Linked DNA regions of Homo sapiens: region 2 is linked to region 1. A link is a loop called in an ENCODE intact Hi-C map of the cell type or tissue named here. Cell type or tissue: endothelial cell of umbilical vein. All regions are shown on one strand. Each heading gives the region's core, and the rest is flanking DNA. Links, peaks and the distances in the headings are about the cores only.

Region 1 (10,154 bases), core at 1,374-9,373:
GGTGCAGTGAGCCAAGATCCCACCACTGCACTCCAGCATGGGTGACTGAGTGAGATCCTGTCTGAAAAAAAAAAAAAAAGGAGATTACCTGATATTGTTCAAAGCAATTTGCAATTTTAGAACTGTCATTGGCTATTAAGGTTGTGAAGGGGCTGTGAGACCACCTAATGGAACTAAACTAGGTGTTTGTTCCTGTGCAGTAAGAAGTTTCCAGCTTCTTTTTTGACCTGGGGTGGAATGAGGGGTGGGAGTGAATCCTGTGTCACCCAGACAAAATCACTGCATTTGTTTCATATGTTGAGGTTGGGCTTAAAATATCATTGAAACAATGGATTCTATTGCTTTGGAGAAAAATTTGAAAAACAATAAATTATGCTTGGTGTTTTCATTTTACAACTGTGGAATCAAACTCATCTACACTGAGTGGCATAGACAAGGCCAAACACCTGGTAACTGGCAAAGCTAGGATGAGACCCAACCTTCCAAACATCTATCTACCCGCTAGGTGTGGCAACTTATGCCTCTAATCCCAGCACTTCGGGAGGCTGAGGCAGAATGATTGCTTGAGCTCAGGACTTTAAGACCAGCCTGGGCAACATAGAATGATTTTGTCTCTACTTAAAAAAAAAAAAAAAAAGAAAAAAAAGAAATCCAAGCATGGTGGCAAGTGCCTCTAGTCCCAGCTACTCCAGTGGCTGAGGTGGGAGGATCGCTTAACCTCTGGAGATTGAGCCTGCAGTGAGCTATACTTGCACCACTGCACTCCAGCCTGCATGACAGAGAGAGACCCTGTCTCAACAAACAAATAAACCAACAAACAAACATCCACCTCCACTAAATCTCCAACAAACAAACATCCACCTCCACTAAATCTTTAGAAAATGATTTTGCCTGTTCAGTGAGTTTTCCCAAGCAGGACTGTTTTCCCCTTCAGAATACAGGAAGAAACATCAGAGGCAGCTCAACAGTTCTGGGTATAGGGTAGAGCATGCCAGGAGGAGGAATTTGGCTGGCATTTATTGTTATTCCACACCCAATCACTGTCATTTCTTCATTGTTGGAAGGAAGCTTGAACTAGTGAGTTTTGAAGCCAGATAGATATAGAAATGAAGCCTGATCCTCCCACCAGCCCCTGCACACAGGTTTACAAGGCAGTAGCGCTTAATGGTTAATAGAATCAGCTCCAGAGGTAGGATGCTGAAGGACAAATCTGGCCCCATCCCTGCTGTGTAACTTGAACAAGTGACCTAAACTTTGCGGACCTCAGTTTCTTCATCTGCCAGGCCATGAAGACTAAAAGACCTAATGTAGGTGGAGAGAGCACAGCACCATCGCCATGGCTGCCTCTGAGTGTTAGTTCTCATTCCCTCCATCTGTCACCTGTGAATGTTGTTTCCTTAACACTTCTAACTTGGTGGCATGATGCCAGTTTTGATCTAAGCCTTTAGTGTCGGTTTCACTTTTCTTAGGCCCCCAAACTCCAAGTTTCAAATGAGAAAATAAAAGAAAAACATAACCAGGCAAATGTAAACATCATCTTCTTTTCCATCATCTGCAATTCATGTCGTCCTTTCTCACAAAGAAACATGCAGCTTTAGGCTTTCACTGAAAGCAGCAAGAAATAACCAAGGAACCGGAACACTACAGGTGGGTTGTAGGTAATCAGGCTACAGATGCACAATTCTGGCCTGGCAGCTGTTCTTTATCAATAGTTTTGAGTCTGAAAGAGCTGTGGACATCTCAGCATTACAGGGACCCAGAACTCATCTCAGCCTATTTGCCTTAAAAAAGTAAAAGTATCACATTAAAATATATAGCATATTTGCTTAAAAATGTATGTGAACCTAATTTTCTTTAGGCAATTTTCTGACACTCTGTGATAGGTGGTGGCATATCATGAAGACAAAAGAGTTTAAAGAGGCAAACAAGCCATATAACTAGGGCTAAGAATCTGTTCTAGATTGAGGGATAATTTAGATGTTGCACATCTGAAGAAGAAAGGGAGAGGAAGATGGCATCCTATCCCTTTATCAGAGGGGAAAATAGATCTAGACTGAAATCCAAAATCAAGGCCAGTCATTATTTGGGTAATAACTTTGGGGAAGATAAGGAGAAAGTTTCTATTGTGAAGAGCCAAAAGGAGCTTTCCTTCACAGGATATTATCTAGCTTCAGGTCCAGATGAGATTTTGGAGGTCATCTGACCCTTCTCTATCTCCCTGCTCCCTTCCCAGAAAGGAGATTCTCATGTTACTTATTATTAGAGGCAGAATTGGAACTAGACTCCAATCCCCCTGATTCTCAGCCAAGGGCTCTTTTCAATATGCTATCTCTCCAAACAGACGTTTGTCCACATATCCATTAGGGTTATCCAAACCCATACTGTGGTGACAGCCTGCTGAAATGAGCATCTAAACTGATAATGACGGTTCATTTCATATGGGCCATAAAGTAGCAATAACTGTCTTTAGCTTCTTGGTTGAAGCCAGACCTATAATCTCAAGATAAATAGCTTTGCATGCATTTACCAATCTCCTGAGCAAACCAGTCTTCCTTGTTCCTCCCCTCAGAAGCAGCATATGCTTAATTTTCAGACTAATGAAATGATTTCAAGGAGCTAAATACATGTGATGTACTTGGTTAGTTGTTATTAAGTGGCTTCTTATAATCCTGATGTTGTTACATATCTGCCTGCTGATGTTTGCATTTCCGAATTGTACATCCTCTCTGAATCATACATGGTTAACACGTCTATATTAGATTCTACTGTATTCCCCCTTCAATACCACAACTGCCAAACAAATTATTTTATTTATCCTCCAAGCACTTGTTACAAAGTAAATGTTATACAAGGTCATGCATCTGGTTCCTCTATAATTATAAGCAGGAACATCGCAGAAAATAGAATATTTTGACAAATACAACATTGGATCTAATGTAAGACACATGTGCATGGAGAATTTTTCTCTAACATTAGATGTAGGCTAAATCTGTTATTTCTTTAGTCATTTTAATGAGGTATCTTCAGCCTAATCTTTAGCTAGATCGTTTGGATTACTTTGTATTTTTCCTAGCTTATCTTAATGTAGTCTCGAAAAGTGACCTAAACATTCTGTTTCTAAAAATGATGACAACCTTTACTTTTCTATATAATATCAAATACATTTTTGTATGTTTTGTGGTAATACTATATCTAACATGGTTTTCATGTGTGTTCTAAAAGGAAGTTATATTACAAGTACCCAGTTTTAATGTCCTTGCAGAGGGCAGGGCCTTGTTTTTACTTGCTTTGATTGAAAACCAGCACATGCATAGGATGATTTATTTTGGGGGCCAATCAACAGAGAATACTTAAGGCTACTAAAGTCCCTGAAATATACAACTGTCTGTGAGTTCTGTAAACCGTGTATGTGCCAGAAAAAAATTTCAAACATGGTTTCTGGTTTCAAATAACTTCCAGCTGAGTAGAAAAGACAAATGCACAGAAAAAAATGAAGTATTTTAAAATATTGCAAGATACTATATTACATATAAATGCTTGTATGTGTAATATAGATAAACCTTGATGAAGAACATTAGAAAAGTTAGTAAGAACTGCAATGAGAAAATGTAATAGGGGACCTTGGGCTGAGAGCTGCCAGATGAGTAAGACTGGTTTAGAGGAATAGACTGTATTGTGGACATCAAATATTCACTACCCTTCCCTGGAGAAGATTATATTTCACTAGCCTATTGGCTTGAGGCTTGGCCACATGTTTGGCTCCGGGCCAATGGAAGGTGTGCCATTTCCAGGAAAGAACCTAGAGGATCAGTGTTTGCTTAGTTATGGTTATTTTCCTTCTTCCACACAACTGGCAGTGTTCAGATAAAGGATTCACTGTGAAACAGAACCAGAGCCAACCCATAGTAGGCTTGTAGCAAGAGAAGAAATAAACCTTTGTTGTGGTAAAGACATTGATATTTGGGAGTCATTCATTACTATAAGATAACCTAGTCCACCCTGACTGAAACACATAGGTAGGAGCAGGTGTTCAAGGCAGAGCAGGAGAGGAGAATTAAATAATTAACAGTGTTCTTTGAGGGGAGTGAGGAGACTAGTCTAACTTTAGAGACAGCATTGCTTCAAAAATAACAGCAAATGAAACATAATAGTTAGAGTTGGACTAAGGATAGGATGACTAATTTTGGTCTTGAAACTAAGAGTTCAAGTTGAATAATGACCAATAAATGTGTTTCTTTTTCTTTACATTCCCATCCCCTAGCATATGGTAGCTATTCACTCATATCTTGTTTGCTGAATTTATAGACTTAATTCAATTGACACAGTAAAATGTAGTGAAAATTTAGTTTCTAAAAGACCATGAGAAAAATAAAAGACAAAACCATGACCTATAATTGCAATCTAAGGAGAAAGGTGATAACAATTTATAGAATGACAATTGTAGATAACAAATAAAAAGATTTCATAAGCTAATGTGCTAGAATTCTCATCTGGAAGATAGTTTTTAAGCATTACTATGCTACTTTGACCATAGATTATAAACTCTCTACTGACAATAAATAAAATGCTTCTGCCTGAGAGATTTATTATATAATTTCTGGAAGGGGAAAGGCAAATGTAGGTATACTGCAATGATTTGTCTCTGTTATAGAATTTAAACAGTTATTGAGGGTATTGAGAGATAATCCCAATCAAAATATGACATCCACTTGAATGAGGTTTGCCATCTGGCCAATCTGTCAGTCTTCAGTGCCAAGCTGATTGGCTCTCAGCTGTTATCCTACTCCTTGTGGTTTATGGTCACTTATGCCAGTTATAAGCATGATGGAATCACTGGGCCCTTCCTCCTCTAGTCCACATCTTTTCAGATCTATACTACTTTGAACTTACAGATGTAAAAGTTCCGGGTAATATTCGCATAACCCTAACTAGGTTTCTCTTCAGTCCATCATTTAACTTAATAAATTCTGAACCTAGTTTTGGCCTGCATAAGTTCTGAGCAAACGCAAATAAAATTTCCTTTATATCCACAGCAACATTCCTTATTTAGAAGATATTAGACCCAGGAACTCATAATGTTACACTTAACGCAGCATCTGCTTCATCTCACGCTGTGCCGTGCTGGCAGTGTCAAAAGTAAATTAATTCAATTTAGAACTCAATTCAGTAGCCAACAGCAAAGTTATACCAGACTCCATAAGAATCAAGAGGAAATGCCACTCCACGATCAGACACTGCTTCTCGAAAGAGCTCTTATGTCAAACACCTGAGCAGGTTTCTTCTCGTGGGTGCCTACGTGCTATTTCTGATATTGAATTTTTTTCTCCCCTGCATTAGTTTTCCTTGCAAAAACAAGGAGAAAACAAATGCACCAAGTTCCTCAGGGAAGGATACTCTTTTATTAATATTGCATGTTATACAGGTTCAGGTCTCTATGTCTACATATGGGGATGGCAGTGGGGAAGAGGGAATAGTACAAACTGTATAAACTGCCCTTAAGCACCAAAATAGAAATACAAGCAACTGCTTTCAATCTGCACCTGGAACATCTGCAAGATGACTTCTGAATGTCCCAGTAAAATGGTCACGTGTCTGAGAGTGGAAACCCTGAGGCTGATTGGCTGGATAGCCGGGTGAGATGCTAATCTTGGCTTGGAATTCTCCCTTTAGACTTCAGATATTGTGTTGCTGTGTGCTTTCTCAGATTTTTGGCAGCCTGCCATTTAATAAGAGTAATTTAGGTTTGTTTGCTTTTCTTTGTGCTGACCCACTCAAAGAATGAAAAGGAAACTCATGATATTCAGAGAAATGCATCTGGGACTACAACCAGCTCTCTAGAGGCTGTGGCAGTGCCCAGAAACCACTCTTAGGGGATTTGCAGGGCAGCAAGCAAGGACACACCCCTCCCCTCCTGAACTTTTATTTTGCCCCTCTCCTGCCTCTGTCCTAGCAAGTCAAATCTTAGGGCCATACAGAAAGAGTGAAGGACTGTGGTGAGAGAGAGAGAAGAAGGAAGAAATACACTTCAGAGCTGCATGTCCCAGACCTTTTCTTTGATCTATGTTCTGTATTTATGTATTAATTTTTTGTAAGTAAAGTCTCATGTGTAGTGTCCAGCATAAAAGGAAAAACAAAATCTTTTTTAGTTCCCTCAGTAAATTTAGAATCAAGCAAATTTGTGTTACAGTTCCACCTTTACCATTCAATAGCATTCAATAGCAATGTGACCTAGAGTGAATTGCCTATTTTTGAACACTTAACTGTAAACATCTTTTTTTTTTTAGGATTGTCAATCTTTTTTTTTAAAGTTCTGGGATACATGTGCAGAACGCGCAAGTTTGTTACATAGGTATACATGTACCACGGTCATTTGCTGCACCTATCAACCTGCCAGCTAGGTTTTGAGCCCCACATGTATTAGGTATTTGTCCTAATGCTCTCCCTCCTTTTGCCCCCAACCCCCCTGACAGGCCCCGGTATGTGATGTTCCCCTCCTCGTGTCCATGTGTTCTCATGGTTCAACTCCCACTTATGAGTGAGAACACGCGGTGTTTGGTTTTCTGATCCTGTGTTAGTTTGCTGAGAATGATGGCTTCCAGCTTCTAAAAAATCTTATATCTATCACATGAACAAAGGCTTACTATAAAAAGTAATTGACATAGTATACAGATTATACATATTGTATCAGTGTCATTGATAAGGGTGTAACTACGAATGCATATGGGGAGGGGGCATGGTAGAGGGTATAAACTGTCCTTTAGCACAAAAAGAAAAATGCAAGAAGCTGCACCAGGAACATGCAGATTGATTGAATATTCATTTGAAATTATATGGAGGCGCCTCTCTGGTGCCAAACACACAGTAGGTGCTCAAAACACAAGCTGTCTTCCTTTCCTTTTCTTTTTTCCTCATCCCCCATCAAAGCCTTTTAATTTTCCAAAAAATACTTGTTTTAAACACCATTTCCTTTTCATGCAAAATACTGTGGAAAAGTTCACACTAATATTTTCAATAAAACTGTTCCTTTTTAATAAAAACCATCTTCTTTTAAAGAGAGCAACAATGACTTTTAGTTTAGTTTCATTTATCATTGAATATATTCCTTACAACCCAAAATGGAGCTAAAAACATGCCAGTAAGTACGTAGAAGAAATAATTTTCTTAAAATAATGACAAGTGAGTGGGCTGGGAAAAGGAGAGATGATGATAATAAAACTTTATATATAATCCAGTTTTCTTTGTTTTTTTTTTTTTTTGAAATTTCATCAGAGTCACTACACTGGACAGTTTTTCAAAATTGTTTTTCCCCTAACAAATAGCAAGTACAATACTTAATATGAATATTAAAAATTAGTGAACATTCTGTTTCTGCATGGTTGAGAGGCAATGTAATATACAGCAGTGATTTTCAATGTATGATTCCTAGGCCAAAAACATCAGCATCAACTGAGAACTTGCAAATTCTCAGACCACACCCCTTATCTACTGAATCAGAAATTCTAGGGTAGAGCACAGCAATCTATTTTAACAAGCTCTTCCCATGTTTCTGATACAACCTTTGAGAATTACTGATGTAGACAAAGATGGTTTTGGCCCTGACTTAATTTGGTTAAATGGTTTCAGGGGTCTCTTTCCCCACTGGAAAATGAGAAATTTGGACATGTTCAAGCAGTTATCTTAGGCTCTTTGGTTCTCTATAGTGTGTGAATGTTAACTCATGAGCAGTGAAGAGATTCCTCTAGGCTCTGGAACAGTTCTTGTCACTACAAGAATCTATGCTGTGGATTAAATCCTGAATATGTCGGTAAAGTAGACTCAAGTCTTTCCTACTAACTGTAGGAACCACACCTGATGACTCTCAAATAAAAACTAGTTCAATTATAAATGAATTAGGAACATACTATTTATTTTTCAAATGAAGACATACCTGCATGCTTTTAACTACCAGGAGTGCTGGGAAAAGATTAGAAACGAACTTGATCCAAGGCAATCATCACTGTTAGTCAAAGCCTCTTTTAGTTCCTCCAGGGAAGCTCTATCAATAACCCCTGGAGAGTTGTTAACAACTAGAAAGTGCTAGACTTCCTGGGGCTTAAGAAAAGTTTATGCAGTTGTGACTCAGGTGCTTTCGTTCTTGAATTTCTCCTTTCTTCAGAAGAAATAATATTTTGGTGGGCAGTTTGATCTAGTATTAGGGGAGGAAAGTGAAGTGATGTGGAGGGCTTTGCTTGTAGCTTTAGCCACACTTAGGATTAGAGAGGAGGTAGCAGAAGAGGAAGGCTGAGATCAGCCAGAAAACTGGCTGGGTAAAGGCGAACTGGAACTCACAGAATCAGACCTAACTTAGGAATAAAAAGTCAGGGAAGGGGATTTCAGGTTCCCTAGCCTTTCTCACGTTGAATTCCCATATCAACACATTGCTGGTCACTAAGTGCAGTTTTATATTTATAGAGAACCACTGTGCAGCTTCAATAAAACACGGGCTTGGCCGGGCGTGGTGGCTCACGCCCGTAATCCCAGCAGTTTGGGAGGCCGAGTCGGGCAGATCACGAGTTCAGGAGATCTAGACCATCCTGGCTAACACGGTGAAACTCCATCTCTACTAAAAATACAAAAAAAATTAGCCGGGCGTGGTGGCATGCGCCTGTAGTCCCAGCTACCCGGTAGGCTGAGTCAGGAGAATCACTTGATCCCCGGAGTCGGAGGTTGCGGTGAGTCAAGATAGCGCGACTGCACTCCAGCCTGGGCGACAGAGCAAGACTCCATCTCAAAACAAAGCAAACAAAACACTGGCTTGTTTTTCTTCTTTGTTGGAAAGTCCTCTGGCTTAACTACGGGACCACTATATCAAAATTTGGTCTGGTGTAAAATCAGAGCCATACTTTCAAACTTGAGAACATGTATGTCTTAGGTTTGAATCCTTAATCGAGTCAGTTATCATGGTGATGACGATTATAAGTATGATGATGATCGAGATGTTAATAACAGCACAGATATTAAAGATTCAACTATGTGTCAGGTCTTGCGCCAACAGCCCTGTGAAATGAGTTATATTCACTTTAATTTACAGATAAAGAAAGTGAGGATCAGGGAAGTTAAGCCACTGATCAGTGTTGTGTAGCACCAGTGCCCTACCAGAAAGTGCTATAGCCGAGGTTTCAATTACAAGCGTAGCTCTACAGCTAAAGGTTTTGCAGACACAACCTGCTGCCTCATTTGAAGAAAAGTTACTTCCTGACTTAAAATGCAGTGGTTTATACTCATTTTTGTTGTTATTATTCTACAACAGAACATAGAAATAAAAGGATACATAACAAGCACATGGGTTTCAGCTGAATGAATTGAGTAGAAGTGTAGTAATGCCATTAAGTAACATTTTTAGAAACTTTATTTCAATGAAAGAGCTCCCTAATTGAGGCAAATTCAAATCAGCACAGTCATTGTGATACAGTAGTTTGACTATATTAGTCTCTTACATGTAATTATTGTTTTTAGGGCCTTTGACTATCTTCTGCTAAATAGACATTATTCAAGGCATCTGATCCCACACCAAGGGTATTTATAGCCTCTAGAATCCTGGCTTTCCCCCCTGTAATTCATCTTATCCACTGCAGGGCTAGAGGAATCATTCCACACATACAGTTTAACCAACTCAATCTTGCAAACACTGACATTTATTCTACTTTTGTGACTCCCTTGTCTGCATGTCTTCAAAGATGGCATATATTTCCTGTGCTATTAAAAAGTGAACTTCTCTGTTTACCAAAACTGACCTGCACTTTTCACTGAGTTTGATTTACCACAAGTCCCCAGCATGTATTCCTCACTGTAATCAAGCAGGTTTTCTCTGTGCATATTTAAGAGGTATGTATAGTTCTATCTTCCCTTTTTCTAAAATTCATCCACATTCCAAGGTGGGGGCTTGCTTCTATCCTCAAATTCTGGATAGATTTTTAGACATGGTTCCTTTCTTATTTCTTCAACGATTTTTGAATATCATTATCTTGTCTAAATTTGGATTATACCACTTATACTAATTACTATCACTTGTTGCTTCGTTATATTAGTATAAGTATTATTTCAAAGCTGGACTATGTAGTTATTTGAGGAGAGTCTATATTTCATAACAGGTTTTACCAAACATTTATGTACAT
Region 2 (10,154 bases), core at 1,035-9,034, 64 kb before region 1:
TGCAGTATAGAACTGAGGCTGGGACAGATTGAGGAGAGAAATCTGTGGGCGTGGACCAGCGGTCAGAGGCAACTCTTTCATTTCTACCGTCCTCACACACAGAATTTCAAGGAGTTGAAGATTCTAAATTGATACTCAGTCTTCTAGGAGGATGGAATGATATTAAGTGGTACGTAAGGTTCCCCTTGTAATGTTGCCCTGGGCCTCACATATATATAAAAAAGGCCTGAATAGCATACTACTCTGATTTATATTCTACAAAGGAGAAAAGATCTTACCCTGGCACTTTCAACTTTTATTATAATTTTAAATAATGTATTATGATGCTTGTTTCTTCAGCTCTTGTTTATTATAATTGTTTATCATAATTTTAAACAATTTATTATGATGCTTGTCTCTTCCAACCTTGGGGAACAGGAAAGCACAAGGAGCTTTCTGGTTCTGACCTCCTGGAAGCAGGATCCCCTGAACACGGGCATGCCCACGCATATGCCCCCCATTGACAGGCATAGCGGGTAGCTCAGCTCCTCCTCCTGGATTCCATAACCACATGATTGCTTAGGATTGGGCATCTTAGCTTCTTCCTTTATTGATGACCTTTTAAAATGGTGAAAATTAAATACAATGAATGCATAATGGTAAATACAATGTTTGCCACAAGAACACGTTATCTCACAAAGTATAATAGATACCCAATAAATGATAACTTTCCCCCGTCCCCTCCCTTCTGCCAAACCAACACTTTACATTAGCTAGGAAACATGAGTATTCCATACTGGGATCAGTTGATGTTTTTCTCCCAATCTCTCTTCAAGTTCCTTTAGCTCACACAGTTACCACTCTCCACCATGTAATCAACAGAAGATGCTAATGAGGCGTTAGATGCCTTTTTATCAGGTCCCTCACCAATCACCCTAAATACCCAGCTCCACTCAAGAGCTCTGTGCCATCCTGCCTTTTCTTGTCTTCACCCTTTGTTTCACTGTTTAGCTCCCACCCCCAACCCCCATGCACTCTCTTTTCCCGAAGTGCGGTCACTTCATCTCTGTCAGGGAGCTTTTAGTCGGATGAATGGAAAACATTTAATCAAGAGACCTGTCCTGAGTTGGTACAAAATGTCACAGCCCATTTGCTTAAAAAAATAAAAATAAAGTCATCTGCTCTGTTTATCTCTAGCTTTCCACAGACAATGGCAGTTGCTGATTTTAGTCTATTGCAATGAAGTGTGGCTTAGCCTGACCCCCCCTGCTTTTCTCACACATGAATGCAGAACCGAATCCTGAGAGAGCAGCTTTGCCCATTGCTTGAACTAAAGGTGCAGGAGCTTATCTTCCCATAGAGGATTTTCCATTTCTCATTCTCTGCTTCTCATGCTCTTAGCATATAGACGGAAACTTAGATTTGGAATTGTGACTCTTCTTTTTTTCTGCGTTAAATCAGCCTGCAGTGTCTGATACATATACTTGGGTACATTTCAGATTTAAATATGCAATACCTTTGCACAGGGCAAGATGGAAAGAAAAGTATGCCCCGTGGTTCTGGCTGTGTTTTGAAACTAAGATTGAAGGAAGGAGAGTATATTCAGAGGCAAGTATTCTGAAAATACTATTAATAGAGGCATTTCTTTGTTGATTTCTTAAGCAGCCTCTGCATTAACAAGAGTTTTAGTATTGGGATAGCTTAATGAGGTGCTAATGAGGGAAGAAGAACTGAGCCCTCTGTTTAGTCCCTCATACTGCATTGTTTACAAGGGGTCAAAGGTTCTTTGCATATTTCTACATGAGCAAAATAATTGCAGTACTTTCTAATCCCATTTCAACTATCACCCTGCCAACCTGTTTTCAGCGTACACACACACACACACACACTCACACACACACACAGGCACACACACACTCAACTTTATACAAAGTGGACTAGAAGTGGATTACATAAAATAGAAGGAAGCCGATCCCCTCATCTCTATTCATTTTTCCTAGCATTAACTGCTGACTTATTGACAACGTATTTGTGCTCAGCTTGAGTCAGTCAAATATTTCATTCAGAACCGACAGGTTACAATCTACCTATTGGCATCCTGCTGGTATCACATGTGACACACTTGTGATAGCTGCTGCAAGCTGGACATGTTCAAGATGTGCATCTTTGGAAAGGCATTTACCAAAGACTGTTAAACAACTTTACACTTATGAAACAGGGCTTGCTTTAAGCCCAGAACAAAAAAGTTTGAGCAATGTCAGCAGCACTGACAGCACCTTTGGACATGAAGAACAAGGCAGTAACAAAGAATAAGCACACAACCCACCAAATAAAACTCATTTATTTAATCAAAAATATACTATTAGTACTTTACACAATAAAAAAATTTTAATATTAATATGACTTAAAGATACGTTAATTCAATCCAATCATTCAAATTTGTTTCCTGGGTAAGTAAATAATATTCAATAAGTTTGTATTGAGTGTCTACTATGTTTTATTAGGAACTTATTTTGTACCTGGATCTGTGTGATATGCTACCAAATATACTAGGGTAACATTTTAGGTAAGCTAGGACTTTTTTCTACAAAAACAAAACTATGGTAATTTCTTAGTTTGGCATGATTATGGTTTATGAAACACTTTCAGTTGCATTGTTTCAAGATAACTGTGCTAAGGGCCACACAAATACTTCAGTGACTCAGAGGCAGCAATCCCATCCAGTGTGGAAGCATAGAGACTGTTAGGAAGAAGTTGGCAGTCAAGCTTGGCCCACCTTTAAGAAAGAGTAAACGGATGATGAAAATCAGTTCCTCTGGTGGACTTGGAAGCTGTGTTTTATAGGTCTAGAAAAGCCATCTAGATTAAGAAAATTCTGGGTCATTTTCTGAAAGGAGTCTCTAGTTTTATTTAGCTGGAATTTTGATCATGCTGCTTTCAATGCTATGTCATGTAGGGTCTTAAGTGTCAGGTAAAGTAATTAGGATGTAATTGAAAGTAGTGAGTGGCTAATGATGGTTTTTAAGCATAGAATAATAAGATGATAGCTGTATTCTAAAAAGATTAATCTGTCAGCAGTGTGTAAGAAGACCATGTATTTCAGGTACGGGGCAACATGTGTCTCAATTATAGTGATACTAGTGTGGAAAGAATTCTGTTTTACAAATCAGTTCTACAGGCTGTCCTGTCACACCGAATGTGACAATATAGGGAAAGGAAAGCATCCAAGAAGAACAGGAGCTGTACAGTTTAGAATTGAGGACTGAAATAACGAGGGCAAATCCTTGAACAGCAAGAGACATTCAGAGAAGAACATGTGGAGAGGAAGGAGTAAATAGCTTGAGGTATTTGAGGAATGAATGTTGCACCCACGTAAATTTTACAAAAGGCATTCAGAATCATGGATGGAGGTGGTCTAGAGTTGGTATGGAGATAAAGACTTCATGCCTATATTCAAAGATATAATATTCAAATAGGAGAATTGATGAAATCCCTAAGGAAAAGACTACATACAGTGAAAACCAGGGGTATATGACATACATTAAGGGGCACATATATTTGGGAAGTAAAGAAACATAAGGCATTGGTGAAACAATCATAGGGAAGGAGATTATCAAGAGAAAAAAGTCACTTCAAAGGTAAAGCAAGTAACACATACTAAAGAGAGAAAGAATGGGAACCCTCCCCAGACAAGTAACGGGACTAGATTTTAAGGGGCTTTTTGGAGACTTTCAAGTCAGCAGCTTTAGAACAAGTAGAGAATTCAGTCATGTAAGTGATGAGGAATGAACAAGGGAAGAAAGTTGAGGAAGTGTTTGTAGAATATGGATTTAAGAGCCCTTAGATAAGGGAATGGAGAAAGGAGTAATTTTATGAGATTGAGCCAATGGGAGCTCTGTGTGTGTGTGTGTGTGTGTGTGTGTGTGTGTCTGTGTCTGTGTGTGTGTGTCTGTGTATTGTTTGGTTGCTTGTTTTATCTGTTCTGAAATTGGGGCAGGGGAGAGATGGAGAGAGAGAGAAGCTTTGATGGATCAAGATTCCTTAGGAGGCCAGGCGCAGTGGCTCACGCCTGTAATCCCAGCACTTTGGGAGGCCAAGGTGGGTGGATCACGAGGTCAGGAGATCGAGACCATCCTGGCTAACATGGCGAAACCCCGTCTCTACTAAAAATACAAAAAAAAAAAAAAAAATTAGCTGGGTGTGGTGGCGTGTGCCTGTAATCCCAGCGACTCAGGAGGCTGAGGCAAGAGAATCACTTGAACCCGGAAGGAGGAGATTCCGCCTTCCAGAACTGCACTCCAGCCTGGGTGACAGAGAGAGACTCCATCTCAAAAAAATAAAATAAAAATAAATAAATAAATAAATAAATAAATAAATAAATAAATAAATAAGGATTCCTTAGGAAACCAAGGGTTACATTTAACATTCTCAGGGAGGATATTAATTAAATCTGAAAAGAAAATGGGTTTTTATTTTTCATTTTTCAGTAAAGAGAGGTAGATTATTGTAGATTAAAGAGGAATCTAGAGATGGAAAGGAAATGTACTGTTTTTGTTCTTCAAAAGAGCTTTTGATCTAGGAAAAGACCAGGAAGACCATAGGTCCCTACAGAGAAAGGGGTAACAGGGAAGAAAAATAGAAAAAGAGGAGACTTGAGCCTCATGCATATCTTTCCTATTCTTTGATTTTGCCTAGAGTCTTAAATGCTCAACATTTTGTCAGACCTAGTGTTCTTAATTCAGCCAGGGAGATCAATGGGCTATATCACTGCCAACAATCAACATAGCAGGATTGTCCCTGCCCACTTCAGCGGCCATAGCCTCAGACACACAGAGGCACCTTCCCCTAACTCCAACCTTAAAAAATATCATTACTAGTAAAATTAAACAAACTTTAGTGCTTTATTTTAAAATGGAATACACTATACAAATAAAAATACGTAAATATTTGTTTAGAAGGGGAAAAGCGAGAGAAAAAGATGAGAGTGACTTAGCAGGAGGATCTAAAGCAGAAGGGAGGTAAAATGGAGACCATTCCTTCAATCTTCAGGGAAATAATCTTTTTTTTGGCAGAGAGGCCAATGTTTTATTGCTATTGAGTTTTAAGCTAATTGGAGTAGGAATTTTCTCTATTTCTGCCTTAAGTAAAAATAAAAATTGTTGATGGCAGGAATGTCTATGTCTTAATGTAGAAATTTTAGTTGCAAATGTACACCATCAAAGTAAAGCTAGTTTTGACATTCCTGAGGAAAGCTGATGTATTAGTCAGGATTCACGGGAGGAACAGAACCAAAGGAAATATATAGGTCTATAAGAAGGGATGTGTTATGGGAATTGGCTCACACAATTCTGGAGGCTGAGAAATCCCACGATATGCCGTCTGCAAGTTGGAGAACCAGGAAAGCCAGGATGTGATTCAGTCTGAGTAGGAAGGCCTGAGAACCAGAGGAGCCTGTGGTGTAGTTTTCAGTCTGAGGCCGAAGGCCTGAGAGCCAGGAGGGCAGCTAGTGTAAGTCTCAGAGTTCAGAGGACTGATAACTCAGCATTCTGATGTCTTAGGGAAGGAGAAAGTAGTCCCAGCTCCAGCAGAGAGAGCAAAGTTTCCCTTCCTCAGCCTTTTTGTTCTGTCTGAGCCCCTCAAGGGACTGGATCTGAATGATGCTTACCCATCTGAGGGCAGGTCTTTCTTATTCAGCCTGCTGATTCAAATGCTAATCTCTTCTGGAAATACCCTCAAAGACATACCCAGAAATAATCCTTTACCAGCTACCTGGGCATCTCTTTGCCCAGTCAGGTCGACACAAAGTTAACCTTCACAGCTGTAGAAAGCGACATTGACTTATTATAGCCAGAATGGTCTCAGGACTTCCTGAGTGTGTGTGACTAACTAACCCTACAGTTAATGCAAGAACTGCCCCTCATACATGTTAGTTACCTTAACAGCCCCTCATCCAGACCTGTCCAAGCAGCCTTTCTCTGAATACTTGTTTCAAAGGCAGGCTTCTCAAAGATGCAGGAATACCATTTAATCTCTAGGTTGAATAGACAGAATTCAGTTAACATTAGAGTAGTGAATTCAGTTCAAGAAAATACTTAAGCAGTAAATTCCACTGAAATCCTAGGGAAAGTTTGGACATTGCCACTCCAGAGGGGATTAGATTTCACTTGCCTAATTAACTTGAGGATGAAGATATCATCAGCAGCCAAGTTCTAAACAAGTACTTGCTCTTTGATTCAGACCTTTAAAAATTGTATATATACATTTCTTCCCCTCAGCAATCCTTTCTTCAAAACAAGGAGAAGTTTTTTTTAAAGATACTGCATTCCAGGCCTACTTAACGATCTTATCATAGCACTAATTGCTATGTACTAGTAATGTAGCAGCTGAATTTGTTGTTCCCTTCAACTCTGCAGGAAATGTGAAAGTCTGTAAAATAGCTGATGTCTTCAGTAATCATCCACATTCTGGCTAGCACTCAAGTGGACTGGGGAGACCTACTGAGGCAGGCCTATGTTTGAGTAGGATCCCTTTTCCTCTGTCTTGTATCTCAGCCAATTATCAGGAATGAGGACTTGTGCATTAGTTAGTTGTTCTATGTACATCTATTGATAGCTCTCACTGTTGAGGGCTCACAGAGTAATCTCATCTTGGCATTACAACCTCCCACTTCCTTTCTGATAACTTTTGTTTTTTAAACAATTTGCTTTAAAATTGATTCAAATCTTTATGATTAAGGCCACCTTGGTCTTTTATTGGCAGCTGCCCTAGGAATCCAAGAATTGGCCCAAGTAACCATTTGCTAGAAAGGAATAAAAGAGTCCCCTGAGGTGACTTGGGAATCTCAAAACAAATTTATAATTTTGATGTGAGACCAAGAGAACTTATCAACTCAATTAAAATTGCCCTATGATTAGCCTTCCCATAGCCCTCTGAGTGGCCAGGTCCCAGAAAGGTCAAGCAGCCTCAAAGGAGCATTTAATAAATATTTTAGTTCCAAGATAATATACATTGCTGGAAAAGGGAAGAGAGCAAACCAGAGGCAATAAGTATAGCATTCTATTCTCTTTAGTGTCTTGGAATCTTCAACAAAAGTTTGCCTTATTTTGGCTAAGTAGAGAAAATTTATGAGCCAAGCGGGCAATGGACAGCTGTCTATGTATTGTGATTCAATAGAAGGCTGGGCTGGGGCTCCGCCTCTAAAGTTATAATATTTGCCTTCTTACTATGGCATCATCTTTCTATTGGGTTTTGGCTAGTGCACTCAAATTGAGAACACAGCTTCACAGGCAGAACACAACACACAGATGCAAGGTCTCCTGATGGCAGAAAACCTTATAACGTAAGATATGTGCTTGACAGAAAGATTGTTGGTGGATTTCTAAACCCCTAATGCCATACATTGTATTTTATGAATTCAATATCAAATGCTATATTTGGATTATGGATTGCATAAAGGCCTGAACCTTCAGTAGGCACAGTATCTTGTAGTTGAACGTAGCAGGCTCAGAATAGAGATAAATAATAAAGGAATTCCACTGCTTCAAAAAGTAGTTTAAGAAACTGTACATTGAAAAAGTATGATGAAGAAGTATTTTATGTTGGTTCAAATGATATAGAAATGGAAGTATTGTCTTTTTAAAATTGATTTGCATAGAAAACACACTCAAATACCCTAACAGGGCCTTCAAAAGTAATTTTCATTAATGTTAATGAAAATAAGATTTCCTTTTTGAGTATTTTATAATGAAACTCTCATTTAAAAAAAAATTTAGAAAAATAACTAGGCCAAATTTAAGTTGGGATATCACTTAAATAATTAAGTTTACATTTTGATTAACCAAAATAACTAGAATCTATCATTCTTACTCTATTATAAAGTTTTATCTTAATTTTCATAAGGAAAAAATTACTTGAAAAAGCAATTTATTCATTTTCTTGGCTTCCATCTAAGTTATTATTATTATTAACGAATTTTTTTTTTTTTTTGAGATGGAGTCTCACTCTGTTGCGCAGGCTAGAGTGCAGTGGCGCGATCTCCGCTCACTGCAAGCTCCGCTTCCCAGATTCACACCATTCTCCTGCCTCAGCCTCTCTAGTAGCTGGGACTACAGGTGCCTGCCACCACGCCCGGCTAATGTTTTGTATTTTTAGCAGAGACGGGGTTACTCCGTGTTAGCCAGGATGGTCTCGATCTCCTGACCTCGTGATCCACCTGCCTTGGCCTCCCAAAGTGCTGGGATTCTGTAATCCCAGTGAGCCACCGCGCCTGGCCCATGTAAGTTATTAATGTCATAATGTTTTTTTTAATATTGCATGTATACATTATCTTCTGTCTCATGACAAATTTTATAAAAGTTGATTAATTTCAATGAAATTTGATAGAGTCCTGAGACATGGAGCTTTAACTTTTATAGATTTGTGTTTCATACTGACACCTTGAATCAAAATCATTTTCAATTTTTTAAATTAAATAATCTCTTACATTGTAAGTTGTGGCACAACATTTGGAATATATAGATAATATTACATCTGTGAAAAAATACATTCTTTATTCCAAGTAGATAACTTAATCGTTTTGTGGGGCCATTTGCCATTCACTGGAAAATTGAGGTCAGGAATTTGTGCAAGTATAAATGAAAAAAGGCTGAGGTTTTTTTGTTTTGTTTTGTTTTTGTTTTTGAAGACGGAATCTTGCTCTGTTGCCAGGCTGGAGTGCACTGGCACAATCTCAGCTCACTGCAACTTCCACTTCCTAGGTTCAAGTGATTCTCCTGCCTCAGCCTCCTGAGTAGCTGGGACTACAGGCACCCACAAGCACACTTGGCTACTTTTTTGTATTTTTAGTAGAAACGGGGTTTCACCATGTTGGCCAGGTTGGTCTTCATCTCTTGACCTCGTGATCTGCCCACCTCGGCCTCCCAAAGTGCTGGGATTGCAGGTGTGAGCCACCGTGCCTGGCCAGGCTGAGTTTTATACAGTGTTTCTGCAAGTCATCTGTGAAGATAATATGTAAGCTTAATAATTCTAAATATTTGAGAGAGTAAGTGCATCTCATTTTAGTTTTTAAACGCCATAGCCACCAAGCATTAGTTATAGGAAGACTGTATAGTTCAAAGCAATATTTCAAAGACCTCTAACAGGAGTGAAAATTGCATAATTCACTTGTATGTCCTTATCCATCCCTTTTCTAAATAAAAATGCTCTACTACCTGGTCCAGGGTCTTTGATTCCATAGCATAGTGGGAAGCAGGCACTAAACTGCTAAATTCTAACACCATCTGTATGACCTAAATCCTAAGAGATATATTGTTTCTGCTGCCAATGCCAGAATCAACCTCAGCTGCCAACGCCAGAATCAACCTCAGCTGCCAAATGCTAGACTGAAAAAAGAATGTAAACAGCTTGATGGAGGGGAGGATCCTGGTGCACCTGTGGTTTTGACAGCTTTTGCTGCTGCTTGAGGAGGAAACAGGTTGCCTGTTTGTTCTTCAAGAGCACTTCTGGCATCCAGGTATTATGCAGGCATGCACTGCCAGCTGTGAAAGATGCCGCTTCCTTGTCACTTCAGAGAATGATGCTTCTACAGAAGATCCCTCTTGCTATTTCATTCAGGGAGCTCGGGAGAGGAAGACAAAAAGAATCAAATGCAAAGCACAGATCATTGAAAGGGCCAGGGTCTGAAGTGAGACAACTCGTGTCACAGTGTTTTCAAACTTGAGAATGGTACAGTAAATTAGAATGACTTAATTGTAGTGATTTTAAAAAGATATGAGTCCTCTAATGGATGGATTAAAGAAAAGAATAGCAAGAAAATGCACATATACCAAATTTTGACTGCCCGTGTGTTTATACAGCCAATGTTCTGTTCTGGTCAAGAAGAAAAGTAAGTAAGATAACCTGTTTATGTCAAGACATCACAGATGAGAAAAAATAGAATATTAAATCATTGAGTCAACTTCATAACTGAAAGTTTTTAACTGAAATATATATGCTTCACAGATAATCTAACAATGTTGCATGTATTATTTATCTTATGCTTACATTAAATACGTATATACCCTAAGGAAGATTTCAAAAATGAAAGTTTTGAAACATGTTTCCTATCAATTATTAAACTTATTATAAAACTTCAATAGTTAAAATAATATGGTTTAATTGATATAATGAATCAGTAG

The links. Peaks named below come from ENCODE experiments on the same cell type or tissue, not always from the same donor. Only the 100,000 strongest peaks of a DNase experiment are listed, where the experiment ranks them.
Region 2: a loop joins it to region 1, with 2.3 times the contacts of the local background. A loop is called at or near these places in 2 of 110 quality-filtered maps.

The regions. Positions count from the first base shown.
Region 1 is chr3:117,624,657-117,634,810 of GRCh38, reverse strand. No RefSeq gene overlaps it. Among named protein-coding and RNA genes, the nearest start is that of LINC02024, 61 kb to the left of the region's middle. RefSeq lists an enhancer at 7,742-8,379. In endothelial cell of umbilical vein, for the core only: no CTCF peak of the experiment used is centred there; a DNase peak (open chromatin) is centred at 5,660; H3K27ac peaks cover 593 bases.
Region 2 is chr3:117,688,055-117,698,208 of GRCh38, reverse strand. LINC02024 (long intergenic non-protein coding RNA 2024) reads left to right here and starts at 7,284. Exons shown (of 4, transcript NR_146652.1): 1 at 7,284-7,318; 2 at 8,134-8,254. In endothelial cell of umbilical vein, for the core only: no CTCF peak of the experiment used is centred there; a DNase peak (open chromatin) is centred at 5,358.